Regions from separate parts of the Homo sapiens genome. Here regions 2, 3 and 4 are each linked to region 1. A link is a loop called in an ENCODE intact Hi-C map of the cell type or tissue named here. Cell type or tissue: CD4-positive, alpha-beta T cell. All regions are shown on one strand. Each heading gives the region's core, and the rest is flanking DNA. Links, peaks and the distances in the headings are about the cores only.

Evidence for each region. Hi-C counts contacts between places; a loop is a spot of excess contacts. Peaks named below come from ENCODE experiments on the same cell type or tissue, not always from the same donor. Only the 100,000 strongest peaks of a DNase experiment are listed, where the experiment ranks them.
Region 2: a loop joins it to region 1, with 3 times the contacts of the local background. A loop is called at or near these places in 3 of 110 quality-filtered maps.
Region 3: it touches region 1 in a loop (12-fold over the local background); 3 of 110 quality-filtered maps call a loop at or near these places.
Region 4: a loop joins it to region 1, with 2.5 times the contacts of the local background. A loop is called at or near these places in 2 of 110 quality-filtered maps.

What each region holds. Positions count from the first base shown.
Region 1 is chr15:75,637,966-75,645,060 of GRCh38, forward strand. IMP3 (IMP U3 small nucleolar ribonucleoprotein 3) reads right to left here and starts at 2,259. Exons shown (of 1, transcript NM_018285.4): 1 at 1,128-2,259. The coding sequence starts at 2,203. The coding sequence ends at 1,649. RefSeq lists an enhancer at 1,904-1,963 and a silencer at 2,254-2,413. In CD4-positive, alpha-beta T cell, for the core only: a CTCF peak has its summit at 3,085; DNase peaks (open chromatin) are centred at 1,326, 1,786, 2,326 and 3,066; H3K4me3 peaks cover 2,827 bases; H3K27ac peaks cover 3,319 bases.
Region 2 is chr15:74,541,320-74,548,414 of GRCh38, forward strand. It overlaps ARID3B (AT-rich interaction domain 3B), which reads left to right. Exons shown (of 9, transcript NM_006465.4): 1 at 1-11; 2 at 2,541-3,169. The coding sequence starts at 2,618. Among named protein-coding and RNA genes, the nearest start is that of ARID3B, 3.6 kb to the left of the region's middle. RefSeq lists silencers at 1-146, 663-847, 4,703-5,245 and enhancers at 837-896, 4,829-5,123, 4,946-5,255. In CD4-positive, alpha-beta T cell, for the core only: a CTCF peak has its summit at 2,457 (motif pointing left); DNase peaks (open chromatin) are centred at 702 and 2,482; H3K4me3 peaks cover 1,777 bases; H3K27ac peaks cover 739 bases.
Region 3 is chr15:75,201,831-75,208,925 of GRCh38, forward strand. It overlaps C15orf39 (chromosome 15 open reading frame 39), which reads left to right and starts at 52. Exons shown (of 3, transcript NM_015492.5): 1 at 52-229; 2 at 4,169-6,994. The coding sequence starts at 4,219. RefSeq lists enhancers at 1-377, 5,445-5,494 and silencers at 1-1,018, 1,139-1,188. In CD4-positive, alpha-beta T cell, for the core only: CTCF peaks have their summits at 3,107 (motif pointing left) and 3,308; DNase peaks (open chromatin) are centred at 1,541 and 3,121; H3K4me3 peaks cover 1,797 bases; H3K27ac peaks cover 1,314 bases.
Region 4 is chr15:74,611,373-74,618,467 of GRCh38, forward strand. It overlaps CLK3-AS1 (CLK3 antisense RNA 1), which reads right to left and starts at 4,420. Exons shown (of 9, transcript XR_007064715.1): 1 at 39-4,420. CLK3 (CDC like kinase 3) reads left to right here and starts at 4,464. Exons shown (of 13, transcript NM_001130028.2): 1 at 4,464-4,526. RefSeq lists silencers at 3,239-3,558, 3,979-4,518 and enhancers at 4,607-5,218, 5,219-5,829. In CD4-positive, alpha-beta T cell, for the core only: no CTCF peak of the experiment used is centred there; DNase peaks (open chromatin) are centred at 2,569, 3,469, 4,389, 5,229 and 1 weaker place; H3K4me3 peaks cover 3,127 bases; H3K27ac peaks cover 3,199 bases.

The sequences.
Region 1 (7,095 bases), core at 1-5,000:
GTCCCCTTCTCTAAATCATTTCTTCACCTAATGCTGCCTCACACCTGGGGAAGCGAACAAGGCACCACTAAAAGCCAATCCACTGATCTCGGCATCCTATTTATTCTCCTTTTAGAAGGCTTGGCCAGGCACGGTGGCTCACACCTGTAATCCCAGCACTTTGGGAGGCTGAGGCAGGATTGCTTGAACTTAGGAGTTTGAGATCAGCCTAGGTAACATGCCAAAACCCTGTGTCTACAAAAATTAAAAACTAGCCAGGGGTGGTGGTACATGCCTATAATCCCAGCTACTGGGGAGGCTGAGGTGGGAGGACTGCTTGAGCCCAGGAGATCGAGGCTGCAGTGAGCTGTGACAGCTCCACTGCACTCCAGCTTGGGCCTTGTGTGAAAAAAAAAACAAAAAGAAAAAAGAATAAAGAAATCTTGAGTAAAACTTGGTAGTCTCCCTTCTTATTCTCTATCACTGCTATCATCTAAATTTCCAGGAACCTCCTGGGCCACTTCTAACCGCTAGATGGCCAAGCTACAGAGTGATTATTTCCTTAGGCAAGCAAACATCCCAGCCCTCTAATACGGTATTTCCTGGGGCTGGAATATCAACAGGAAGTTATGTGAGGAAGAGCTCTGCCAAAACACTCATTCCAAGGAAGGGACTGGTAAAGTGACAAATTTGCCCAATCCTGTACAACATCCTGCATCCTCCACATGTGGCCCTGTTGCACATCTAATCCACAGGCAGGTCACTCGCTGCTGACTCTATTCTTCTCTGGGCTCCTGGGACGTATAAATATGACTCTATGTAAGAAAACCAGAGGCTGGGCGCAGTTTGCTCATGCCTGTAATCCCAGCACTTTGGGAGGCCGAGGCGGGCGGATCACGAGTTCAGGAGTTCCAGACCAGCCTGGCCAACATGGTGAAACCCTGACTCTACTAAAACCACAAAAATTAGCCGGGCGCGGTGGCGGGCGCCTATACTCCTAGCTACTCGGGAGGCTGAGGCAGGAAAATTGCTTGAACCCGGGAGGCGGAGGTTGCAGTGAGCCGAGATCGCGCCACTGCACTCCAGCCTGGGTGACAGAGCAAGACTCCGTCTCTAGAGAAAAAAAGAAAACCAGACAGATTAAAAAGTTGCACTTACAAAGCAGTTGGGGCATTTATTGACATTTAAACAAGGGAGGAGATCCTGAACACTAGTCTCGCTCAGTTTATAAAAACTTGAGGCCAAACTCTCCATCATCTGTACACAGCTTAACCACGGCCAGGAGCAAGAATTCGAGTTAAACGAATTGAACCAGTCCAACCACAAGACGATAAAGGGAAACAGGGCGTGGGGATTTCCAGTTTTTCCTTTTACATTACAAAGTTTCCAACACAAGAAGCCAACAATACCCCAGTGCTGCACCAAGTTACTTCCCACTGTTTCCCAAGGCACAGTCAATTAATAATCAGTAGTCCAAGTTCTAAGAACATTCCCTGGAAAACAAGGACGCACCTCCCGTGGCTCTATGCATGGCCTGCCACTGATGAATCAAATTCTTAAGAACCTACGACCGTCTGATACCCTTGAGGAGAGCACCCTCATAGAATCTCCAGCATCAGGCCTCAGTTTTCCCATCTGTAAAAGACAGCCATGCAAAGTGGGAGATCCGCTAGGCTTCCAGATCGAAGTCATCGCGCTCCTCATTGTACTCTAGCACGTGCCGCTTGATCTTGGACGAGTCCACCCAAGTGACAAAGTCCTCCATGCTGCGCGTGACAAGGAAGGCGGGGTCGGTAACCACGTCAGGGCCCACGCGTACGTGCCCTTGCTCCACAAAGGCCACGGCAGCCTGAAGGTGCTGCGCCATGCGCAGCTTGAGGAGCACGGTGGGGAGGCGGCGGCGGCAGAAGGACGAGGCCGTGACGAAGTCGCAGAGCTCCAGCGAACCGCGCGTGGGCACCAAGCCGAGAGCATACAGCTTGTCCAGCAGCGCGGCCGAAGCGCGCACGCGGAACTGGTCGCGTTCGGGCAGGTCGCGCAGGCGCCGCGCCAGCTCACGCACGGCACGGCTCAGCTGGTTGTAGCGCGTGTAGTCCTCCCGCCGCTGCAGCCGGTAACGCCGCAGCACGCGCAGCTCGTGCAGGTTGTGGTCGGTGACCTCCCAGTTCAGGAAGTCCACCTGCTTCAGCAGCTTCTGCTCGTGGAACTTAAGCTTCCGCACCATGATGGCGGCAGCCGCAGCCGCAGGACCCGAAGCTGAGAGCGCGTTCTGGCATCCGCGCGATTTCCGCCGCGGCGCCCCAAGACCTGGACGGCCTGGGACCCTGGGCCAATGAAAGAAAGACTTAAAGTCACGCCCTCACTTCCCATTGGCCAGGGTGGGACCACGCCTCTGCACTGGGATCTCGCGTTTCTTCTTTTCTTCGCGTTTGCGAGGGAGGGGGTAGAAGCACCGGAGGTGGGTGGTTGGGAGCGGGTCCCTAGGCGGTTCCGCGCGGTTTTTAGTAGCCAAGACTGTATCCCTTTCTGCGGCAATCATTTCCTCCTAGACTTCTGTCCTTTGGGGACTTTCAGAGTCTCCCCCGCAAGAGCTGAAGAGGCCATTTCTGGGGAAGAGGGGTGACTGCGGCTTGTTGATTGGGTTTACTGTGCTAACTTGCACTGGGCTCCTGCCATGCCTTGGGGGAGCTTGCCGGAGCCGGCTCTCCTGGGGCTGACCTGGTAGTCCCCGCCGCCCGCCAGCGTCAGGTCCTTCACCTGGCATGCAGAGCGATCTCTCATTGTCAAGTTGGGATAGGTGGCACCGAACCCATGAAATACTGATTGGCTGCTTCCTAGGCCCACAGAAAAGGGATCTATAAGGGAGTCGCCTGGAAATCTGTATTATTAACTAAAGTGTCAGATGATTCATAAAACCCAGCAAGTTTGAGAAACTTGGACTATAACTACAAGTCCAAACCCTTTAGTCTGTGCTCAAATGAATTATCCTGACATGAATTTCTGGCCACCAAGCATTGAGTTAACAAATTTAATGCTGTTTCCGCTAGTTGCATCTGTAAGTTACATCTGAGTATAGCGCTGCAGACCTAACCCCTTTTTGCCCGGGCATTTGACGCCACCTAGCTTCTCACTGATCATTTTTGTTTTGTATGCTTTTCATTGTCTTTTACAATACAATATTTGAGGGTTGGGCGCGGTGGCACATGCCTGTAATCCCAGCACTTTGGGAGGCTGAGGTGGGAGGATCATTTGAGGCCAGGAGTTCAAGACCAACCTAGGCAAAAAAAAAAAGAAAAAAGAAGCGAGATCCCACCTCTGTAAAAAATCTTAAAGAATTAGCCAAGCATGGTGGTGCGCACCTGTAGTCCTGACTACCTGGGAGGCTGAGGGGGAAGGATCATTTGAGCCCAGGACTTGTAGGCTGCATTGAGCTACAATGGTGCCACCGCACCCCAGCTTGCACAACAGAGCCAGACCCTGTCTCAAAAAGATATATATATATATATAAAATATTCGATATCTGGAAAATAATATAATATGTAAATTATAAAGTATAATAAATACTCATAAACTTAGCCAGTTTAAGAAAACATCACCAGGCTAGGCATGGTGGCTCATGCCTGTAATCCCAACACTGGGAGGCCAAGGTGGGAGGATCACTGGAAGCCAGGAGTTCAAGACCAGCCTGGGCAACATAGTAAGACTCAGTCCCTATGGACAAAAAAAAAAAAAAAAAATTAGCCAGGCATGGTGGCAGCACCTATAGTCCCAGCTACTGGTGAGGGTTTCGGGGTAAGAGGGGGGAGGATCCCTTGAAGCCGGAAGTTCAAGGATGCAGTGAGCCATGATCACACTACTGCACTCCAGCTTGGGCAACAGAACAACATCCTGTCTCTAAAACAAACAGAAAGCTAATACAGATTGTTTGCTTTTTTAATCTAATTGATTTTTTCTTTTTTTTTTTTTGGAGATCGAGTCTTGCTCTCTCGCCCAGGCTGGAGTGCAGTGGTGTGATCTTGGCTCACTGCAACCTCCGCCTCCTGGGTTCAAGCTATTCTCCTGCCTCAGCCTCCTGAGTAGCTGGGACTGCAGGCACCTGCCACCACACCTGGCTAATTTTTTGTATTTTTAGTAGAGACGAGGTTTCACCGTGTTAGCCAGGATGGTCTCCATCTCCTGACCTTGTGATCCACCCACTTTGGCCTCCCAAAGTGCTGGGATTACAGGCATGAGCCACTGCACCCAGCCCCAGAGTAGGTCTTATTGAGAAGGTGATATTTTATAGGGGTTAAGCCATGTGTGGATATCTAGGGGGAGAACATTTCAGGAAGAGGAAACAGTGGAAATGCCTTAAGGCAGGAATGTGCCTGGCATGTCAGAAGAGTAAGAAAGCTATCTTGGCTGGAGCAGAGTGGGCAAGGAGGAGAGGAAGAGGTTAAAGAGCTTGTAGTCCCTTGAAAAGACTTTGGCTTTTATGTTGAGAGGCATATACTTCGGGGTTTTGAGCAAAGGATTGACACTTATGTTTTTTGTTTGTTTTTGTTTTTGAGATAGGGTCTCACACTGTTGCCCAGGCTGGAGTGCAGTGGTACGACCAAGGCTCACTGCAGCCTCAACCTTCCAGCCTCAAGCAATCCTCTTGAGTAGCTAGGACTACAGGCACATGCCACCATGCCCAGCTAATTTTTATTTTTTATTTTATTATTATTATTATTTGAGACAGAGTCTTGCCCAGGCTGGAGTGCAATGGCACGATGTCAGCTCACTGCAACCTCCGCCTCTCAGGTTCAAGCAATTATCCCTGCCTCAGCCTCTCAAGTAGCTGGGATTACAGGCGCCTGCCACCACACCCAGCTAATTTTTGTATTTTTAGTAGAGACGGGGTTTTGCCATGTTGGCTAGGCTGGTCTCGAACTTCTGACCTCAGGTGATCCGCCCACCCTCGGCCTCCCAAAGTGCTGGGATTATAGACGTGAGCCACTGCACCTGGCTACTAATTTTTAAATTTTTTGTAGAGATGGGGTCTCACTATGTTGTCATGGCTGGTGTTGAACTCCTGGGCTCAAGCGATCCTGCTACCTCAGGCTCCCAAAGTGCTGGGATTACAAGCATAAGCCACCATGCCCGGCTCAGAAATTCAATTTTGGACATTTTTGGTTGGAGGCATCCATTAGACTTCTGAGGGGAGATGTCAAGGAGAAATAGATATATGAGTTAAGAGTTTTTTTAAAAAGGGCTGGAGATTTAAAAAATTGGGCATTACTAGAATGAGTGGTATTTGAAGTCATTCGGCTGGATGAGATCATCAAAGGAGTGCCTATGGATACAAAAGACAAGAGGACAACTCTACTGTGGTTACTCTAACGTTAAGAATTATTGGAGGCTTGCTGGGCGCTGTGGCTCATGCCTGTAATCCCAGCACTTTGGGAGGCTGAGGCAGGTGGATCATGAGGTCAGGAGATCGAGACCAGCCTGGTTAACACGGTGAAATCCCATCTCTACTAAAAATACAAAAAGTTAGCCAGGCGTGGTGGCGGGCGCCTGTAATCCCAGCTACTTGGGAGGCTGAGGCAGGAGAATTGCTTGAACCTGGGAGGCGGAGGTTGCAGTGAGCCGAGATCGCACCACTGTACTCCAGCCTGGGTGACAGAGCAAGACTGTCTCAAAAAAGAAAAAAAAAAAAGAATTATTGGAGAGAAGAGGATGAACCAGTGAGGTGGAAGAAATACCAGGAGAGTATGTTCTCTCCAATGCAAATGAAGAAAATGTATCCAGGAGGAAGGAGTGATCAACCAGGTCAAATGCTACCAAAAGGCTAAATAAGAGAAGGACTGAGAATAACCATTAGGGTCCAGCAACACCAAGGCTATTGATGACCTTGACAAGAATAGTTCAGTGGAGTGTGGGAGTAAAAGATTGGCCAGAGGGATTTAAAGAGAGAACAGGAGAAAAAAAATTGGACGCACTTAGTATAGACAGCTATTTCAAGGAATTTTGCTGCAAAGGTGAGCAGAGGAATGGGGCAATAGCTGGTGGGGAAAGTGGAGTCAAAAAAAATTTTGAGATGGAGTCTTGCTCTGTCGCTAGGCTGGAGCGCAGTGGCGGGTGCAATCTCGGCTCACTGCAACCTTTGCCTCCCAGGTTCAAGCGATTCTCCTGCCTCAGCCTCCTGAGTAGCTGGGACTACAGGCACACGCCACCATGCCTAGCTAATTTTTGTATTTTTAGTAGAGACGGGGTTTCACCATGTTGCCCAGGATGGTCTCGACCTCTTGACCTCGTGATCCGCCCACCTCAGCCTCCCAAAGTGCTGGGATTACAGGCAGTAGCCACCATGCCCGGCCTCAAAAAAAATCTTTTTTAACATGTGGGTTGATACTTCACTCAATAGCTGCAGCTTATTGGTTGCTTTCCCAGTCTATTCTACCTCCAAAAGCTCTCCCAGATTTTTGTCTCTCCAGCCTGTTACCCCTGCCCTATGTCAGGCCCTCATCATCTTTTGTCTGCATTCCTACAGTAATAGTCCAGTGTGTCCTGCAGGCTGCCACCAGCAGAGTCAGCCTGAAAACCACTGGGCACAGTTCTCCCTTGCTGTTTCCTTTCCTAAAGGATGGAAATTGGATGCCTGGATGAGGGATGGATGCTGTTTCCTGTGTATGAATCAGGGTCCCAGCAGGAAAGACAGAACACACCCCAGTGAGAATAACGTGAGAGGCTGGGGGTGGTGGCTCATGCTTGTAATCCCAGCACTTTGAGAGACCGAGGCAGAAGGATTGCTTGAGCCCAGGAGTTTGAGATCAGCCTGGGCAACATAGTGAAAAGCCCCCTATACAAAAATACAAAAGTTGGCTGGATGTGGTGGCGGGTGCCTGTAGTTCCAGCTACTTGGGAGGCTGAGGTGGGGAGGATCACCTGAGCCCAGGGAGGTTGAAGCTGCAGTGAGCTGTGATTGTGCCACTGTATTCCAGCCTGGGCAACAGAGTGAGACCCTGTCTCAAAAAAAAAAAAAAAAAAAACAGAAAAGAAAAAAAGAATAATGTGAGACTTGACTAAAGGGACTGTTTCCATAGGAATGGGCAGGGTATAGGGAGATCACAAGGGTTAGTGCAGTTTCCT
Region 2 (7,095 bases), core at 1-5,000, 1.1 Mb before region 1:
GCCCCGCACAGGTAAGTGGCCCGGGTCCGGGCTCCCTCAGGCATGGCGGGAGAGGAGGCTGCGACAGGTGGAGGGGCCGAGGCCAGGAGCCGAGGCAGGTGTAGAGAGAGAGGGGAATGCGCGAGTCGGGGGCGCGGGGACCGCGAAGGAAAGTGAGAGCGCCGCGGGAGCCCCGAGCGCCCTGTGCCCATTAGGGCATTTGAGATAAAGCGTTTGAGATAAAGCGATGAGAAGGGTGAGGGGCCCTGGAGCTGAGTGGGCGCGCAGATAGGTGGGGCGGGGGCCATCGGAAGAGCCAGCGGATTGGCTGGGAGGGTTGGTAGAGGTAAAAATGATAGGGCTGAATGGGGGGAGGTGAATAAAGAATGGGGGGAGGCGTGCAGGGGTGACCGGGAAGGTGGGCTGTGGGGCTTACAGGGGCCCGGGGCCAAAAGAATCCGGCAGCAAAAGCAGGGGAATGGTCAGCAGGCCGGGTTCAAAGCTGCAGGTAGTCCGTTGTACCCGGCTTGGTGGTCCGGGAACTTTAGGGGAAATGGGGGAGGGGCCCGTGTGAAGGGATGAAGAGGTTTAGATTTGAGACATAAGTTCTCCAAATGTAGGCAGGTGGCATTGTTTGGATCGCTGGCTGCTTAGGGACTGCGGGAAAATGGGCTCTTTGGGGGAGGGTGTGTGTATTGAGTTGTAGAACTGAGTCATCTCAGTCTTACTATAAGAGGCTGTGGGAGGGACACCTCCCCCTCTGCTGGGGACAGCATTCAGAGAAGATGGTGCCACAAGACAAGAAGCAGTTGTTCAGTGACTGGCAGGACTTGGTTGAGAAGTTATTCCGATCGTGATTGATTGACTGTAATGACTATGAGGACATTTAAAATGAACACCGAATTATTTGCTTTATTCTGTAATTTTCTTTGACCCAAATTGTTTTCATTTTAAATGAACACTTTTGCCAACTGAATTTAATGTGGATGTAAATCTTGTCATGCTTTTTTACACTGTAAGAAGAGCTAAAGCAGAATGAAAGTATTGCTGCAAGCGTAACTCACACTTTCTGAAGTGCCAAGAGAGGAAGTAAAGGCAGTAAGAGGCAAATTGGAATGCGAATCTTTCACAGAACACAAAAGGCACAAACAGGGCTATAAGATAAACAGAAAATGAGAATTTTTAATCTCTACTAATTGGCCTAGCTTTAAAAATTGTACCCTTTTTTACTCTAACCTGGAAAAAATCTTAAATCCAAGCAGTTTTTATTGCTGAAGATGTGATTACTTCTCCGTGAATTTTTGAAGATACTAAAGACACTTTGTTTTTTGTCTTTCGACCCAATCCTAAAACACTGGAACAATGCAGATATCAAGTCCCAACATGTGCAGTGCAGCTTCTTTCATGTGATGACAAAATTGTACGCCATGTTGCAAGTCCTGTTCACCTAAAATTGCCCTTGCATAGTAATCCATTCAGTTATGGAGACTTGCTGAAGAAACATAACTCAAGTGAAGTTTGTTGGGGGTGAGGGCCTGCAGGGGAGAGGTGGGGGAGTAAAAGGAGAAGAGGGTGTGAAAGTGATGTGTGTTTGGAGACTGATTGGTAAGAATGCAGATAAACCTGCCCCCAGAATGCTTTTGGCCCGAAAGACTTTTCTTTTTGTGTTTGTCAGAGAATATCATAATAGAAATGAATCAGAAAGAAAGGGGATGTGAAGAGATTTACTTCGCTGTTTATAAAAAAGAAGCAGCATTAACTTGTTGTTCAGACAATGTTGATATCTGTTTCAAATTAATTAACTTTAAAATCTCCAGAGGAATTCCCCCGTTTGCTTTTGAGTGACGATTGCAATTTGAGACTCTTGCCTCCTTGCGTGTTTCTTTCATGTTGTTGAAATTGGATTCTTTTTGAGGCTATAATGTCCAGTTAGTATGGCTCAGTCCACTCAACAAGCAGGCTGGCAATTTGATCAGGGAAATTTGAAAAGCTTAGACCCAAGAGCAGCTTGCTTGGTCTTGCTTTTTCTATGAGAGTAAAACTGTCTGCCTGATAGTTCTGTGTCTAGCTTAGAGGTGATATCTTTCTCCTGTGGGCTTGGGAACATACTCTCTCCTTTGCAGGCAGGTCCTTCTTTTCCTTTATTATTGTTGTTTGCATAATTATGCTTCTGCTACAGTGCAAACCCAGTTACCTTTTCAGTAATTAATGTTCAGTAACATTAGTTCAGTAACAGATTAATGTTTGATAATGTAGAGGAAGAGAGATCAGAACACGTTAGCAGACTAGATATTGGCTGGATGTACTTCTTTTAAAGCCTGCTACTACTACTGAAATTCATTCCCTATTTCCCCTCTTAGATCCTGTTTCTCTTCTTCACACCTTTTCCTACCCACCCACGAAACCCCCACCACTCACTCATCTTAAAACTCAGGTTTAGGAGCATATGTTTAGCGTTCGGAACTCATGGCCCTCTACTGGAGAAAAGGAAACCTTTTTATACCTGCTTAACATGGTTGTTTTTTCCCCCTCCTTCTTTGTGGTTTCTGTTAATCACTAAGGTTTAGACCCAGTGTGCCTGGTGGGCTGTGCCCAGGTTCAGAGTCATGCCACTCTGTGGGTGAAGCTTGAGGCAAAAATGGAGCCACTTCAGCAGCAGCAGCAGCAGCAGCAGCAACAACAGAAGCAGCCACACCTGGCTCCTCTGCAGATGGATGCCAGAGAGAAGCAGGGCCAGCAGATGAGAGAAGCCCAGTTCTTGTATGCCCAAAAGCTGGTCACACAGCCGACTCTCCTTTCCGCCACAGCTGGGAGACCTTCTGGCAGCACTCCCTTAGGTCCCTTAGCCAGAGTTCCACCCACCGCAGCAGTGGCCCAAGTGTTTGAACGGGGCAACATGAACTCAGAGCCTGAGGAAGAGGACGGAGGTTTGGAAGATGAGGATGGGGATGATGAAGTTGCAGAGGTGGCTGAGAAAGAAACCCAGGCTGCTTCAAAATATTTTCATGTGCAGAAAGTAGCTCGCCAAGATCCCAGAGTGGCACCCATGTCCAATCTACTTCCAGCACCAGGGCTCCCACCACATGGACAACAAGCTAAAGAAGACCATACCAAAGATGCTTCCAAGGCCTCACCTTCTGTCTCCACAGCAGGACAGCCGAACTGGAATCTGGATGAGCAGCTCAAGCAGGTCAGTCTTTCTGGTATTGTAGGTCATTTGGTCTTCCTGAAGGCCAGAGAGGGGTCATGGACTGACAGGGTCAGGGGCTGTGCCAGTCTGTGCCTTCTCACCCCACTTCGGTGACCAACAGCCTAGACATGAATAGACTTTGGATTTTTTTCTTATTTAATATTTATTTTCTTCATTAAAGCAATGAAATATATGTTACTCTTTTTTTTTTTTTTTTTTTGACATGGAGTCTCACTCTGTCACCCAAGCTGGAGTGCAGTGGCATGATCTCGGCTCACTGCAACCTCCATCTCCCAGGTTCAAGCGATTCTCCTGCCTCAGTCTCCTGAGTAGCTGGGACTATAGGCGCGTGCCACTATGCCTGGCTTATTTTTTGCATTTTTAGCAGAGACGGGGTTTCACCGTGTTAGCCAAGATGGTCTCGATCTCCTGACCCCGTGATCTGCCTGCCTCGGCCTCCCAAAATGTTGGGATTACAGGCATGAGCCACCGCCCCTGGCCTGTATGTTACTCTTAATATAGGTTTTGCCAAGTTTGATGTGAAAGAATGTCAATACAATCTTCTTTTTTAAAGGAAGGATGAAGTTGCAACAGTGTTGTGAGGAATATCTAAAATGAGATGTGTGACTAATTACAGCTTTTCTAATAATAATGTTTCTAACAGTAATGTAAAAGAAAGTTCTTGCCTAAGACAGTTTCTTAGCTCCAGGCTAACCCTCTTTAAGGACAGTTGGTTGTTTTGGAGCTAAACACAGCTGACAAGAAGCACTTGCATTGTATATATTTTCCAACAAAGAGCCTTGTAGACATGATTTCATTTCACTCTTACATCATCCCCTTGACAACAGGGAAGGGTAGACCTCAAAATTTCCTTTTTAGTCAAGGAAAGCTGAAGTGACTTCCAAATGGCTGAGTATCAGAGTCAGTTAGGGAGCTTTTTAAAAAATACAGATTGCTGAGTCCTAATGAATTATCTTGGAGGGTGGAGCCTAGGGAATCTTTGTTTTCAACCAAGCCTCTTCTCTTTGTGACCCATAATATAGTTTTTCCTCGCCCAAAGGATGGGAGTGATGATAAGTTGTTCCAGCTTAAGTGACTTGTTGGTGCTTAGTAAGGGAGTTCATGGGTACCCTGCAGAAGCACACACACTTCTTGTGATCCAGTGGTACTGTTTAGAAATCATTTGTGAAAAGCTGTGGGTTTTCACAGGGCAACTGAGAAGTCATATAAGAAAGGTCCTTTGGAACCCAAAAAATCAAACATCTTGGATCAGGAGGTCTGTACAGTAGATCTGAGTTTTACAACAATAGTGTTTGCAGCCAGCAGTGGGATTCAAATCCCATCACTTCCAAATATTGCCCTTGTGATCTTTTAGTAGGGCTCTGATTTGCTCTGAGCCTGTGTCTTCTCATCTGTGAAATAAAAAGAGTGCCACTGCCTCCCATGGATGTTGTAAGGATTAACCGAGCTAGCACATGTGAAAGCTTGTCCAGTGCCAGGCACATGGTAGGTAATAGTGCCCGGGGGAGCTCTTTTATGTAAACAGTGCCATCCTCTCCTGCATCACATAGACATGCCTCTGAAGTGGGAGATGTACTGAGATACACAGAGGTTTTCACTCATCACCCAGGGAGATAGTGGCAGAGCTAGGACTAGAATCAGAGAATCCCAACTTCCACGACAGCAGCACCCTGGCCGCCAGCCCAGACCCGCCTCCCACTGATTGCTTTGGTTTAGCAAAACATCTGTGAGTTGCCGGCTGCCCCCGCACTGCTGTGTGGTTGGCAGAGTTCCATACCGGCCGCTGAGTCAGCTCATAGCAGGATCCTGCCCTGACAGCGCTGGGAAAGTTCAGGCCCGAGGCGGCTGGGCTGCCCCCGCCTTGGCAGCTGGCCAGCGTCTGCGTGTGTGCGGTCGTTCCTAGAAAGTGCAGCCGCATGCGAGGAACAAGTGGAGCTCCAGAGCCTGTCTGTCTTCAGGAAGTGTAGCAGGTGTTGAGGTCAAGCCATTAGAGGTTTAAAAAAAGACTCTTCAGAACTGGCGTGTGCATGTGCACACGTGTGCACCGTGGCAGGGCACCCAGCATCATGTTATCTAGATGGTGGCAGCCCTATGACTACGTAGCTCAGTATTCAGGGGGCTGGCTGTTGGCATTTGAAACTCTTTGCGTTCACTTTATGTTTCTGAGGCATATTCACTAATTATAGACTGCTTGGCAGAGCACCTGCCAAAATGTTTTATAAATACCACAGTAGCTGAGGTATAATCCCTCACCCAAAATTTACCTTCCCCCAGGATTTGGAGATCAAGAACTGAACTGGGGGGCTTTGGGTAGCAATGACTTAAACCGTCAGATGTGCACGTCCTTTTCCCCTTTAATTTTTAACATTGATTTGATCTGTGCTCTCCTTTTCTATAAATCCTGATTTTAAAGGAGTAAATCATATGCTTGGGGATTTTAAAACTTTTTTTTTAGTATATTTTAGAAGGGCCAAAAATAATAATATTCTTGGGGAGAGCCTATAGAAACCATTACAGATCATTAGACTAGCTTGTTTTGTTGTTCAAAATCTTTACTTTATGAAACTTAATGGAGTGCAAAAATAGAATATCCCTTGCTCCAGCAACAATTACAAAGACCTTTACAATTGACACAGATCTTTCCCCCCCGCCTTCCCCCTCCCCCGCCGACACAGAGCGCACTCTGTTGCCCAGGCTGGAGTGCAGTGGCGCGATCTCGGCTTCCTGCAACCTCCGCCTCCTGAGTTCAAGTGATTTTCGTGCCTCACCCTCCCTAGCAGCTGAGATTACAGGCATATGCTACCATGCCTGGCTAATTTATTTTTTTATTTTTATTTATTTTTTTGTATTTTTAGTAGAGACAGGGTTTCGTCATGTTGGCCAGGCTGGTCTCAAACTCCTGACCTCAAGTGATCCGCCCGTCCTGGCCTCCCAAAGTGCTGGGATTACAGGCGTGAGCCACCGCGCCTACCCTGACACAGATCTTATTGTTAATGTGATACAGTGTCCATCTTGTTCTTTTGAACAACAAACTTTTACAGAGGCTTCTTTGTGCCAGACCTGTGCTGTATGAAACAAGGCATGTTTCTCTCTCAGGGAGTTCAGGTCTAGCGGTGGCAGTGTGGGAACCTCAAGGGGGATTCGAACTTGGGTTACAATAATTTGATTCTGTCCTGAGTCTACTGGAGCCCAGCCACCCAGTCTGCTATGGCAGAGATATTTTAAAACAGAGTTTTGTTTCAAACATTCACATGCCAAAGTTTAAAAAGTTAATTTTGTCTACAGCATAGCATAGCTTGGCAAACCAACAGGAATACTCAGAAGTATTTTGCAAGATTTTGGGGTAAGGGAGGACAGGCATCTGCTAACTGAAAAGTGAAACTGGGAAAGCTTAAGGGTTCCAGAGATTATTCTTTGCATCTGAAATCCCTTACTTAGAACATGTAAAGTCAAAATTATTTCGTGGATTCTCTTTGAAGAAACTCTTAGAAAATATTTGCTTCTCAAGGCCTGGATTGTTAAGGTGTGGTATTATTCTCTGACACCACAGTGATGGGAAGATGGATAACGCCATTGAGCCAAGTGTTCTAAAACCCATCAGATTCCTATGGGCAGAGTAAATAATTGTAAAACAAGAAAACAGACAAAGAACTGAGTGTTCCTTTTCTCAAAGGAGATCATACAGCCAACTAGGGGATGTTGCTGGCCTTTTGGGGGTGGTGTTCTCCCCCTCTGGTAGAAGGTGGTTCAAGCAGTACAGGCTGGGTCTGTCTTGAGCCCATTGGTAGAGCTAGGTTACTAGAAGGGTGTAGACCCCCTTCGATAGAATAGAAAGAAGAAAGATGGCTTGGCAGGCATGTGGGGCCAGGGTGCATGTGTCCGATTTTCTGCATACTTTGGCAGTC
Region 3 (7,095 bases), core at 1,135-6,134, 440 kb before region 1:
GCGAGTCGCCCCGCCCCCGCCCCGCCCCCAGCCCGCCCCGCCCGGGACCGCAGACGGCGCCCAGCGGCGGCGCGAACGGCAGCTAGGAGGGTTGCTCCGGGCTTGGTGCTCACTGCGACTTCCCGCGCAGGGCCCGGTCGGACTAGGACCCGCGGCCTGAGAGACGCTGGAGGATGCGGACGCGGAGGCCGCCTGGGGTAGCGGCGGCGGGAGTCCTGGCGCTCTGCAGGTAGGAGCTCGCCCGCTCGGCGGGCGCGGAAACTTGGGCCGAGTTTGCGGGCGGCGCGTGGAGAAGGGGCGGGTGGCGCTGCCCCAGGGCGCCCCTACCGGCCGGCCCGGGGACTGAGGGAGCCGCGCCTGGGCCGAGGGGCTGCGGCTTCTGGCTGCCGCCGGCCCCCCGCGAACGGGCTGCGGGGCAGGGGTGGCGCTGCTGCTCCGACTTTCCCCGGACTTCGAGGCTCCCGGGACCTGGTAGCGCTCTGGGTCTCCGGCGGAGAACAGGCGCCTAATCTGGCGAGAAGGAACTCAGGCCGAGCCCTCCGGCCTCCCGCAGGACCCTGTCACGTGGATTGCTGGGGGATGGCGTTGAGGAGGAGGTATGGGGACAAGGGGGCACTGGAGGGCTGGGCCTGGGGGCGCCGGGCGCTGAGGCACCGCGGGGCCCTGGACGCGCCCTGCTGGGATGGGACGGCCCTGCGGTTTTCTCGCCACCTCTTGACTCACCCCTCTGGCCTCAGCCCAGGCTGGCAGGATCGCCCTGAGGCGGAGGCTGCCCGGACCCTGTCGCCGGGCCGCCCCTGTTCCGGGACCTCCCGCCGGTCCGCGGGCGTCGGTGTGGGGCTGGGTGCGCGGGCCTGCCTGCGTGCACACGTATGCCCGGGGCCCGAGCGAGGGGAGAGCGCAGTTCTGGAATGGCGTGTGTGCAGATGTGGGCCATGCACGTACGTGCAGGCACGGGTTTGCATGCGTGGCGGCGGCCTGTGTGTCAGCCTGCTGGATGCACGTGCGTCTCGGCGCCGCCGGGAGGGGCTTGGGGACACCCGGAAGCCCGCCAGGTCGGGTGCGGCGGCAGCCTCTAAGCGAAATCGGCTGTGGGCCCTAGGCACCCGAGTTATGTTCAGGGCGGGTAGGGGAAAGGGGATAGAGACCGATCCCGTTCGCTTTCCCCTCCACTGGAGACTTTGGGCTGCCCCAGGTTGGGTTGTAGCGTCTGGAGAGCCCAGAGCCTCAGGTAGGGAAGGTGGGAGATGGGAGAACACTCGGCGAGGCCCGATCCAGCCCTCCGGGAGAATCCAGATGCTGGCCACAATTGGGCAGGAATCGCGCTCTTCTTCCTGGTCTTTGCCATCGGCCATCCCGAGGCCCCTAGAAGGTGAAAGTGGGAACAGAGAGCTGTTTCCTTTCCCACTGCGTAAGGCAGGGGCGGTGCTGCGGTGGTGGGCTCTTCTCCGGGACCCTGGCCTGGGTGCTGGCTGAGTGACGTTGGAGCTTGGCAGAGAGGATCAACAGAGCTGCCTCTCAAGGATGATCTGAGCCTGCTCCCTGGGCACCTGCCCTTTCCGAGAGCTTGCTTGCCTCAGTATGGGTCAGGGAAGGAGGCACCTACATTTTGGCAACTGTCTTGAGTGGAGGAGTCGTCTCCCTTGAGAGAGTGTATCCTGGGCTTTCCACCTCCTACTGGCAGGAGATCAGGTCATTCCCACACCCCTAAGAGTTCTCTGTTGGCTCCCTGAAGCCGCCACCCCTCCCACAAAGACTCCTGAGGGTCCCAGGTGGTTTCCTGTCTATTGACTGGGTCCCAGATAGGGGCCTCAAGAAGTCTCCAGAGCAAAGGGTATTCCATGGGCTGAGACCCAGGAGAGAGGGACTCCTGGGGTGGGGGTGGGGACCCAGCAGACCCCAAGAAGCATGTGGGGGAGGTGAGACCAAAGTCAGTACTTAACCCAGAGTGTCCCAAGGGTGGAGGTGGGGAGGATCCACACTTCAAAACCCTACAGTTCCTTCTCACAGCATTGCTGTGGAGTGAGATGGGGGCTTTCACCCCTCGATAGCAGGTTTCTATCATAGGACACTGCTGTTGGGACTGTCACCTGTGTCCTAATGGCCCCTCTGTGTCTTCTCTAGGCTGGCCTGAGGTGTGGGGTTCTGTCCAGGAGATGAACCAGCTTGCTTTCTGGGTCTGCCTTGGTGGAAGTGGGCATTGGCCCCCACACTAGCCTTGTGTTTTCTAACCCCAAAATGTGCCGGTCTAACTCAGCCTGTGGCTGTCATTGGCTCCAACCAGAAGAGGCAAGGAGAGGGCTGGTCCTTGCTTGCCAGTCACTGAAACCTGTGACACTTTGCCCTAATCATAGCAAGATTGAGCTAGGTGGTCCTTTCTAAGCTACTGAGAGTTTCCAGGAATAGGGTGCTGGCTGGGGGAGGTAGAGGTAGGTCAGTGTGGCCCCAGAAGACAGGCTTCAGATGAGCCCCTAACGGGTTACTGGGTGCCTGCTGCCCTGAGGGGCCTCAGTCCCCATCCTTCCTTGGTCTTGTCTTAGAGCTTTGTCTTTTTTCAGCACATAGTTTTTCCATCAATACAATGGGAGTAGTGGCTAAGTAGCACTCTGGCCCCTGGGGCCTCCCTCCCTGGACTTTTTTCTTTTCTTTTCTTTTCTTTTTTTTTGTTTTGTTTTTTGTTTTTTGTGTTTTTTTGAGGTGGAGTCTCACTCTGCTGCCCAGGCTGGAAGTGCAGTAGCACAATCTTGGCTCACTGCAACCTCTGCCTCCTGAGTTCACGCAATTCTCCTGCCTCAGCCTTCAGCGTAGCTGGGATTACAGGCATGCACAACCATGCCTGGCTAATTTTTTTGTATTTTTAGTAGAGACAGCGTTTCACCATGTTGGTCAGGTTGGTCTTGAACTCCTGACCTCAAATGATCCGCACACCTCGGCTTCCCAAAGTGCTGGGATTACAGGTGTGAGCCACAGCACCTAGCCACCTCCCTGGACTTTCACACACGCCCCTGACGCTGTCTTGGCCCCACCCTGCCATGTGCCTAGGAATCGCCATCTGCAGCTTGGGGGCTGGGGGTGGATCCAGGCTCCTCATGCTCTGGGACCTTCCTGCTGGTGCTGCAGCACCATCTGCTGGGCTGCCCTGACTCCTGCGGAGGGGGAGGAGTGGGGCGAGAGGGGTGTGGCTTGTACAGACTGATGTCCCCAGTTACCTCTCCTAGGGGACTGCTCTCCAGAGCCAAGTCCAGTATCTCAGCATTGGCTTTGGGCCTAGGGACCTGGGCTGGAGGCCCGACTCTGCCATTTTTGACAAGATCAGCAGGTCAGAGGAGTGTCACAAGAAATCTGTGAATTTGTAGACAATACTCAGATTCCATGTTTTGGCTGCAGTGGGCATCACTGTGGCATCTTGGAATAGGACCCTGTGGTGGGAGGCAGGAGGCCTGCTTCTCGTTGTGTCTATTTCATTGGTGACTTTGGGATGAATGGGTCTCCTCATCTGTATATGAGGGGGTGGCGGCAGGGTATGTCAAGTGACCCTGAGACCCAGTGCCCCTACAAATTCTGAAATCCCAAGAAGGAGGGGATCTTGGGAGTTGTATGGAGGAAAATCGAACAGAAGGGGCTCCTGGAGTGGGGATGGGTGGGGGTTCTGTGTAGAATAATTCATTAAACAAAGGGTTCTGCAGCTTAAAATATACGAGTTGGGGTCAGGAGCAGTAGGTGGTTCATGCCTGTGATTTCAGCATTTTGGGAGGCCAAGATGGGAGGATCACATGAGTCCAGGAGTTCAAGACCAGCCTGGGTAACATAGTAAGACCCTGTTTCTACATAAAATACTAAAATGAGCCGGGTGTGGTAGCAGGCACCTGTGGTCCCAGCAACCTGGGAGTTGGGAGAATCACTTGAGCCCAGGAGGTTGAGACTGCGGTGAGCCAAGTTCATGTCATTGCACTCCAGCCCGGGCAACAGAGTGAGACCCTGCCTCAAAAAATACATACACGAGTTGGAAACCTCTGTCACGTGGCTCATGCACTCACAGTCTTAACTGAGCATCATTTAAGCGCCAGGTTCTTAGGTGTAGCCGTGAGCTGATGAGAGCAGCAGCCCTCTGTTGCTTTGCCTGTAGCCTGTTTTCCTGACAGCCCCTGCCTTTCTCTCTCTATCCCAGGTCAGAAGTTGAGTAGCAGGGGCCTAGGAGGGCTCGAAGCCTTCACAGCGATGGCAGAGAAGCGACCCCTGAGAACCCTGGGGCCTGTGATGTATGGCAAGCTGCCCCGCTTAGAGACAGACTCCGGGCTCGAGCACAGCCTGCCCCACTCTGTTGGTAACCAGGATCCCTGCACCTACAAGGGGTCCTACTTCTCCTGCCCCATGGCAGGTACTCCTAAGGCCGAGTCTGAGCAGTTGGCGTCCTGGACCCCATACCCACCCTTGTACTCTACCGGTATGGCAGGACCCCCACTTCAGGCAGACAACCTGCTGACCAACTGCCTGTTCTACCGCTCGCCAGCAGAAGGCCCTGAGAAGATGCAGGACTCCAGCCCTGTTGAGCTCCTGCCCTTCAGTCCCCAGGCTCACTCCTACCCAGGCCCACCACTGGCAGCACCCAAACCTGTCTACCGCAACCCTCTGTGCTATGGGCTCTCAACTTGTCTGGGGGAAGGAGCAGTGAAGAGGCCACTGGATGTTGACTGGACTCTGGCGACTGGGCCCCTGTTGCCCTCAGCTGACCCACCCTGCTCTCTGGCCCCAGCTCCTAGCAAGGGCCAGACTCTGGATGGCACCTTCTTGCGGGGGGTGCCAGCTGAGGGGTCCAGTAAAGACTCCTCAGGGAGCTTCTCCCCATGCCAGCCCTTCCTGGAGAAATATCAGACCATCCACAGCACGGGCTTCCTGGCCTCCAGGTACACAGGTCCTTACCCTAGGAACTCCAAGCAAGCAATGTCTGAGGGGCCCTCAAGTCCTTGGACCCAGCTGGCCCAGCCCCTGGGGCCACCCTGTCAGGACACCGGGCCCACCCACTACCCACCACCCCACCACCCACCACCCCACCCTCCACAGGCCCTGCCTTGCCCTCCAGCCTGTCGCCACCCAGAGAAGCAGGGCAGCTACAGCCCAGCACTCCCACTGCAGCCTCTGGGGGGCCACAAGGGGACCGGGTACCAGGCTGGTGGGCTGGGCAGCCCCTACCTGAGGCAGCAGGCAGCCCAGGCACCTTACATTCCCCCACTGGGGCTGGACGCTTACCCCTACCCCTCTGCCCCTCTCCCAGCACCCTCTCCAGGCCTCAAGCTGGAGCCGCCTCTCACTCCACGGTGCCCATTGGACTTTGCCCCCCAGACACTGAGTTTTCCTTATGCCCGGGATGACCTCTCTCTCTATGGAGCATCCCCTGGGCTTGGAGGGACACCACCTTCCCAGAACAATGTGCGGGCTGTGCCACAGCCTGGTGCCTTCCAGAGGGCATGCCAGCCTTTGCCAGCGAGCCAGCCCTGCTCAGAGCCTGTGAGGCCTGCACAGGAAGCCGAAGAGAAGACCTGGCTGCCCAGCTGCAGGAAAGAGAAGCTCCAGCCCCGGCTCAGTGAGCACTCTGGGCCGCCCATCGTCATCCGAGACAGTCCAGTTCCCTGTACCCCCCCAGCACTGCCCCCCTGTGCCCGGGAGTGCCAGTCTCTTCCACAGAAGGAGGGCGCAAGGCCACCCAGCTCTCCACCAATGCCTGTCATTGACAATGTCTTCAGCCTGGCCCCCTACCGTGACTATCTGGATGTGCCGGCACCCGAGGCCACAACTGAGCCTGACTCTGCCACAGCTGAGCCTGACTCAGCCCCAGCCACCAGTGAAGGTCAGGACAAAGGCTGCAGGGGGACCCTGCCTGCCCAGGAGGGCCCCTCAGGGAGTAAACCCCTAAGGGGCTCACTTAAGGAGGAGGTAGCCCTGGATTTGAGTGTGAGGAAGCCCACAGCAGAGGCCTCCCCTGTCAAGGCTTCCCGTTCTGTGGAGCATGCCAAGCCTACTGCAGCCATGGATGTGCCAGATGTGGGCAACATGGTGTCAGATCTGCCAGGCCTGAAAAAGATAGACACAGAAGCACCAGGCTTGCCTGGGGTGCCAGTGACCACAGATGCCATGCCAAGGACCAACTTCCACAGCTCTGTGGCCTTCATGTTCCGAAAGTTCAAGATCCTCCGTCCGGCACCTTTGCCTGCAGCCGTGGTCCCGTCCACGCCCACCTCAGCTCCTGCTCCCACACAGCCTGCACCCACCCCCACATCTGGGCCCATTGGACTGCGGATTCTCGCTCAACAGCCCTTGTCTGTGACCTGCTTCAGCCTGGCACTGCCCAGCCCTCCAGCCGTAGCTGTGGCCTCCCCTGCCCCTGCTCCAGCTCCATCCCCTGCTCCGGCTCGAGCTCAGGCTCCAGCTTCAGCCCGGGATCCAGCTCCAGCTCCAGCTCCAGTTGCAGGCCCTGCTCCAGCATCTACTTCAGCCCCAGGGGACTCCCTGGAGCAGCATTTTACAGGACTACATGCGTCCCTGTGTGATGCTATTTCTGGCTCCGTCGCCCACTCTCCTCCAGAGAAGCTTCGCGAGTGGCTAGAGACGGCTGGGCCCTGGGGCCAGGCTGCGTGGCAGGACTGCCAGGGTGTGCAGGGGCTGCTGGCCAAGCTGCTGTCTCAGCTGCAGCGCTTCGATCGCACCCACCGGTGCCCCTTCCCCCATGTGGTGCGAGCTGGCGCCATCTTCGTGCCCATTCACCTGGTGAAGGAGCGGCTCTTCCCTCGGCTGCCACCCGCTTCTGTGGACCATGTGCTGCAGGAGCATCGTGTGGAGCTGCGGCCCACCACGCTGTCGGAGGAGCGGGCACTGCGGGAGCTCGCCCTGCCAGGCTGCACCTCACGCATGCTGAAGTTACTGGCGCTGCGCCAGCTGCCGGACATTTACCCCGACCTTCTCGGCCTGCAGTGGCGCGACTGTGTACGCCGCCAGCTGGGTGAGCATGGGGCAGCCCCAGTGGCCACCGGAGCTGTGTGAGCAAGTGACAGGTGTGTGTGCTGTGTGAGTGCGTCACAGCTGGGGCTGAGTGATTCCAAG
Region 4 (7,095 bases), core at 1,181-6,180, 1.0 Mb before region 1:
AGCCCAGGAAGAAGGAATGGGGGAGGACAGGGCCTCACTTTCTGCTTTAGGGACCAGCCAAGTCCCAGCTTGTGCTCCCGCCTCTGCAGCACCAGGGCTTGCTCCGACAGGGCCTCCGGCACTGCCCGAAGACGGCTTGCCAGCTCGGCCCTCTGCTGCCTGCTTTCTGCCAGCTGCTCCCACAGGTCCTTCTCTGCCCGCCTCCAGTCCCGCTCGGGGGCCCTGTTGGAGCACATGCCAGGGAAAGAGGAGCCAGACTTCAGCCCAGGCCCCAGGGGGCTGCCATGCCCAACTTTCCTATGCTCACCTGCACCCTTCAGTGGGGCTTGGTGGGCAGACACGGTCCAATGCCCCGAGGAAATAGGAGTTCCAGAGACAGCGGGCAGGGCTGGGCATCAAGTCCATGGGCTCTGCCTCAGTGGGACCTGAGAACAGGACAGATCCTGGAGCTGGGGTAGTCTTGGCTTCCCAAAGCACCAGGCTCTGAGGCCTCTTCTCAGACTCAGAATTGAGGCCCTTTGGCTGAGCACGCACTAAAACCCTTCAACCCTGATCCTCTGGCCCGAAAGTCTCCTGGTGATTGGAACTTCACTAAACACCAGCCTCAACTCCACTAAACAGTTCTCAGTTCCCAGTGGTTTCCATGAGCTGTGGGTGCTGCCAGGGGTGGCCACTTGCTGAACACAAACCCCATTATCCTCACAGCAGCTGGTCTGGGGAGGCGCAGCAGGCACTCCTGAGGGGAAATTGGTGCCCAAGTCCGGCAGGGAGTCCCGTGAGGAGCTGCAATCCCCACCCAACACTGTCTGCACCAGAGCCACGTTCCCCCTTCCAGTGTGGAAGTCTGGAAATGGCAGGGGAGCATTTGGGGGCCACCACAGTTTAGCTATGATGTGGGGGTCAGAGCCCTTAAGTCAAGTCACTGCTCAGGTACCTCTCTGGCTTCCATAGCTTCAGCTGTAATATGGAGGCCCTGACGGACCTCTCACCCACCAGCTTGGTGAGGAAGGTCAGAGGGTAGACAGGGGCTATTCTGCCAGTGTTGCCATCCCTACACCCCTCACCATCACCCTCCTCACCTCTAGGGTCTGGGCCCAAGTCCACTGCCTCCCAACTCCCAACCCTGGGCACGAGGCACCCTGCCCTGGCTCTGAAAGGGCACAGGAGTTGTCTTCACCTAAGCAGTGGTTACACCTAGCACCTCTACCACCCCCACCCTGACCTCCCCACTCCTCACATTCCCAGGCCTTCTCCACTCAGGATGGCACCATCGCCCACCAGGCCTTCTCCCCACTGGACAGCTTGACTCTCCTCTCCCCTTACTCCAGGCCCAGGCTCCTGCAGCCCCCTCCAAAATTGTCTCCCCTCCAAAATGTCACTGCCACACAAGGCTTCTCTAAGACAGACCATGAGGACTGGCCGCTGCCCCCACCTCCCATACTGGGTACAGCTCCCACAATGCCACTCTACCTGGGTGCTCTGTCTTGCCAGTTAGAAGTGACAGGCTTTCCATGGCAGCCCCCTGCCCTTAGTGAGAAGCTGAGCTGTGCCCAGCTTGGTCCGGGAGGGGCTCATGGTCCACAGAATGGAGTGCACATGCAGGCCAGATTGTCCTGAGCAGGGGGGCAGGCCAGGGCAGCCCCAGGAAGGCTTTCCAGGGAGGTGACCCTGGGGCCAAGGCTCAGAGGTGAATTAACTGCCTCCAGAGAAGGCAAAGTCAGATGAGGCAGACAGAGGAGACAGTAAGGACAATAGAACAAGGAGGGCATCAGAGCAGCTGGGCCTGGCGGGCAGTGAACTGAGCCCTAAGCTTGGTGGAAGTGGAGGTGGGGGGCAAAAGGGAGACCAAAAGGGGTGAGAGGAGCTGTGGGGTTTGGGAGGATGCAGGGCAGCGGCACCTCCCCAGTGCCCTTGAGATATGCTACAGACCTCAACTCCACAGAGGCTGAGGACCCAGACAGGAGCTTGGGCCTGAGGGGCAGTGGAGGTGGAGCAAGCCTCCTCTGAGGTGGGGATGGGAGTGGAGGAGTTACCCAAACCTCACCTGGGGGCAGATCTTTCTCCAAGTTTCTGAAAGGTGTGAAAGTCACAAAAGAATGAAGCTCTAAGGGTAGAATCTCAGGCAGGATGGCCTCCAGGCTGCAAAGTGTGGAGAGGGAGACAGCTGGGAGATGGCTTCTGTTCCACCTCAGAAAAAGAGAGTTGCTTCGTGGCTGGGAGGTAGGGACTCCTGGATTCTCAGTGGTGGGCAGTTTTGTGGGAAGGTGACTAACTTACCCCATCAGAGCCTATAGCTCAGGGCAGGGCTGGGGACAGAAGCTTCTCTGAGAACATCCATCCCGGGGACAGAAGCTTCTCTGAGAACATCCATCCCTCAGGGCTAGTATCCTGGAGCCATGGAAACTCAGGCAACACTAAGTGGTGGGAGGAGGAGACACCAGAGAGGCCTCCTACTCCACCTCATCTGAGCTGATGAAACCCCGAGATGGAACCTGGCTAGTGTGGTCGAGGCCATGGGTACCAGGCAGGAATGGCATCTCAGATGGCCTGGGATTTTTCAAAATCTTCAGCTTTTGAGATAGGACCTTAGGGGGCAGGACCTCAGCAGCCAATCTGGGTCACCCACTGTACACTGAAGCGGCTCCTAACTTTCTTTTTTGAGACGGAGTTTTGCTCTCTTGCGCAGGCTGCAGTGAAGTGGCGCGATCTCGGCTCACTGCAATCTCTGCCTCCCGGGTTTAAGTGATTCTCCCACCTCAGCCTCCCGAGCATCTGGGACTACAGGCGCGTGCCACCACGTCTAGCTAATTTTTGTATTTTTAGTAGAGACGGGGTTTCGCCATGTTGGCCAGACTGGTCTCGAATTCCTGACCTCAGGTGATCATCCACCTCAGCCTCCCAAAGTACTGGGATTAGAGGGGTGAACCACCGCGCTTGGCCGATTTTTTGTTTATTTTTTGAGACAGGGTCTCCTTCTGTCGACCAGGCTGGAGTGCAGTGGTGTGATCATAGCTCACTGCAATCTCAACCTCCTGGGATCAAGCGATCCTCCTGCCTCAGTCCCCTGCAAGGAGCTGGAACTACAGGCATGCGCCACCCAGTCCGGCTAATTTTTGTAATTTTTTGGAAGGGGACCCAGTTTTGAATTAGCTTCTGTTGTTTACTTCGGATAGCCATGGTGGAGCTGGCAGAGATTTAGGGGATACTAAACACCCCTACAAATCACGCCTTGAAACCCCCCGTTTCAGGGAGAGCCGCTGGCGAAGGACTTGATGCGCAGCCGCAGCTCGGAAGCGGGGGGCTCCCCTGCGACACCTCCCCGCTTCAGGGGCGGGCCCAGACCCGCGGGGAGGGGCATGGGCGGGGCCGCGGCTGGCTGGCGGCCGCCGGGGCGGTGCTGGGGAAACCCTTGGCGCCCCCGCGGAGCGGTCCCAAGGAGGGGGCGGTGCCTGGAGGGATGGTCCGCCCCGACTGCGGGTTTCTAGCCCTCGCGTGGCGTGGGGACAATTAGGCGCCACGCCCTGTCGCTTCACTGCGCGACGCTCGCGAGGCCGGGGACGCCACTCCCAGACCGGGCGGGACGCGCACGCTCACAGTGAGGTCTCAAAAGATCCCCACCTCAGTTTTCTCATCTGGAAAGTGGGGCCTCGTAATCCTGTCCGACCCGGCGCGGGACAGTAGGTGTCAGGGATTTTGGTGACCCCACGCTCGAGGCCTCTGCAAAAGGGGGCTGTCCAGTGGCCCAGAGACGCAGCCGGCGGGGCTTTTGTCTAGCGGGGGAGTCTTAACTGAGAGGCCACGCAGGCCGGCAGGAAGCCGCTCCACAGGAGGGGGCTCAAGGAGAGGGGATCTCCTCCCTCCAGACTCCGGCCCCGCCAGAGTAGCTCTAGGGTATCTTCCCAGAAACTGCCCCGCACGCACTGGCGAGCTGGGAGCGCCACCACGGCTTTCAAAAAACCCGCACACACCAAGATAATAATGTGTCGTTCGCTCGTTTCGCGCAAGCGGAGTCGCGTCCGCCTTCCCGAGCTCCGGCACACAGACCTCAGGCCGCTCTCGCGCTCTCCGGGGCCCCGAGAACAATGCCCGTCCTCTCCGCGCGCAGGAGGGAGTTGGCGGACCACGCGGGGTCGGGGCGACGGAGCGGGCCCAGCCCCACGGCCAGGTCGGGGCCCCACCTCTCGGCTCTGAGAGCCCAGCCGGCCCGGGCCGCGCACCTGTCAGGTCGGGGGACCTACGTGCGCCGCGACACGGCGGGAGGCGGGCCGGGCCAGGCTCGTCCCCTCGGCCCTCCCGGAACTAGTCTCCTAGGCCGCGGCGCCCGCCGGAGCGGAGAGGGCTGGTGCCCCGGAGCCTTCGAGTCGGGGGCTAGAGCGGCCAGGCCTCCGAGCCGGGTCGAGCCGAGGCTGGCGACGGCTGCGTCACGCGAGGGGGCGGGGCTGCCACGGGCGGAGGTCGCAGCCGGAAGCGGAAGAGGCGCTCGGAGCGGGGAGTGGGGCCTAGCTGCAGCCGGAGCCTGGGAGACGGTAAGTGTGGGCTGGGGTCCGCGGCGGCGACAGCGGCGGCGGCGGCCGGGGGTGAGTCGGCGGGGCAGGCGCGCTGGTGCCATTCGGTCTCGGCCTACTCCCTTTCTTTCTCCTCTTCGGCCCATATCGGGCCGCGACCTCTCACCCCTGACCCGCTGCTTCTGCCCCGGAGGGCGGTCACTGCAGACCCTGACCTCGACCCCACGGTGTTGAAGGCGGAGCCTGAACGGCCTCTGGGGCCGCTCAAGGGTCCAGTTTGGGCTCTGTGCCTGCCCGCGGAATGGGGTCGGGGTCCGACGTAGAAGAGCCAGAGAAGCCCTTCAGACCCCTCCCCTACCCCTGGCTTCAGGCTTAGTCCGCAGATGACTCCTCCCTTGGCGGCCTGGAGTTTGATTCTGGCCCAGTCCGGCTTTCCCTCTGTCCCCGGGTCTCCCCTCGGCGCCACTGGTGGCGGTTACAGGGGATGGGACTCTGAGACCCCCTGGGACCTGGGGCGGCAGGAAGGGACGCGAACGAGGGCGCAGGCTCCCCTGTGTGTTTTGTTGTGGTGGTAGAGCCACTCCAGCCCGGAGGATGGGCTAGGCCAAGCTGACAGTTCAAATCCCCTGGCTGCTCCTCCGTCCCGCCCGGGAGTCTCTAGCTTTAGTTCCGGGTGTGGGTGCCCTGATGTGGAGCTGGGGTGGAAATTGCCTGAACCAGGCCCCCATCAGAGGCGGAGTTGGCGGCCTTCCAGCTTCCCTTCTTGATGCCCTTGAAAAGGAGGAGCGTTTCACCGTTGGTGGTGGAGGCTTGCGAGGTGGCAGGTTTGAGGTTGCAGTGGTAGGGCAGTCCAGCCAAAAATAACCATGGGTGCTGGGGTGGCTGGAATCCGGGAGGGCAGCCGCTGACCTGGCTGGCTGCACTTCTAGTCAGCCCAGTTCTCTGGCCAGGAACAGCAAATGAGAAGCCGACAAGGCCTGTGCTCAAAGTTGACATCCTTGGCTTGGTTTTCTTCATATCACCTTTTTCCTCATTGTGCAGAGCAGAGCTTCCCAAAGCATAATTGTGGCCTTTAGCTGCTTTTTAAACAAGCTGTTTGCTGAGGTTTTCGAGAATCAGAGATAATTGAGAAATGGGCCCTAGAGCCCTGGCTGGGAGGATGATATCTGCTATTTCCAATATTTTACTTGCCTAGAATGTGTTAAAGGAAGGATACTCTTCTCTGTTATTGCTTTGTGTGTGGTACCTTATAACTCTCATGCTTGTCATCTCTTTTGCCAGGCTGAGAGATGTTATCTCCATTTTCCAGGCATGCTAACCAAGGCCTAGAGTGACTTGTCTAAGGTCATGAGGCTGGTATGTGACAGCACTAGGATTTAGTTTAGTTTTCTGCCAGAGCTCTTGCCTCCCAGTTTCCTTGGAAGGGACTTATAAAATGTCTGTAAGGCATTTAACACAGCCCTGAAGTGTTACCTGGAACTTTCAGATGTTCATGAAAAGCTGCCACTAGTACCTCTGTGGGCACAAAGCTGTGCTAGGCATTTCACTTATAGGAGAGAGATATTTAATCCTCACAGAACCTTGTAAGAGATTACTATTCCCTTGTTGCAAGATGAAGCTGACGGTCAGAGTAGTGTAATAATTTGTTCAAAGGCACACAGCTAGAAGTGGCAAGCCATGATTCAGATTGACATCTATATGACTCTGAAATTTTGTTTTCCATTGATGTGAATATGTATGGACATAAGAATCTTCTAGGTCCCAGGAGGTAGTCTTTGGCGTGGTGTGACTGTGACTGTGTCCTCCAGCTCTGGTGTTTGTCTGCCCAGTGAGGATGGGCAGGACCATACTTGCCTTGTGGCACGACATGTGCCCTGGCCAATAGAGCATCTTCTGGGTCAATTAGTGGGGTGTGAGTTCCTGCTTTCATTCCATAGCTTGGGCACCTGACCCAGAGTAATTGCAGGAAAACAGTGAAATATTAGTCAGCTGATTACCAAAACAACAAATCTAAGCTTTTGGGGAGGTGATTTCACAAAATATTTATCTCCAAAGACTTCCCAGGTACACGGGGGAAGACAAGTTAGTGGGGAGATGGAGGGCTTTCTTAGGGACACGGAGAGGCTCCCAGGGGTTTGGTCACATAGGCCTCACTGTCCTGCTCAAGCATGGGGAGCTGTTCTATGCTGCTTTTCTCCTGACAGACCCTGCTGGTGAGATGGGGCAGCCTCAGTGGGTTTGTACAAAATGTGCTTGGCCAGGCAAGCTCAGGACTGACCATGACTGGAGGTTGGCTGTGGCCAAGTGTGAGTGTTGGGAAGAAGGCTGGCTCCATGGAGGCAGTCAGGGATTGACGTATGGGTGGAGCAGGTTGCTGGCCTCACATGGCCAGCTTTCTCCGCTGGTGGCAGATCCAGCCTGGCAATTTCATTTGGTGGATATAAGTCCTCACTGAACAGGGATAGTGAGGTGGGGCTCTTTTACCTGCCAGATGGCTAACCCTCTGGCTATCCTGGGATAGGCGGAGGGTAGGATACTAGAGCCAGAGAGCTAGAAGAAGGGACAGTAACGGTACTGTTGGATAAAGGCA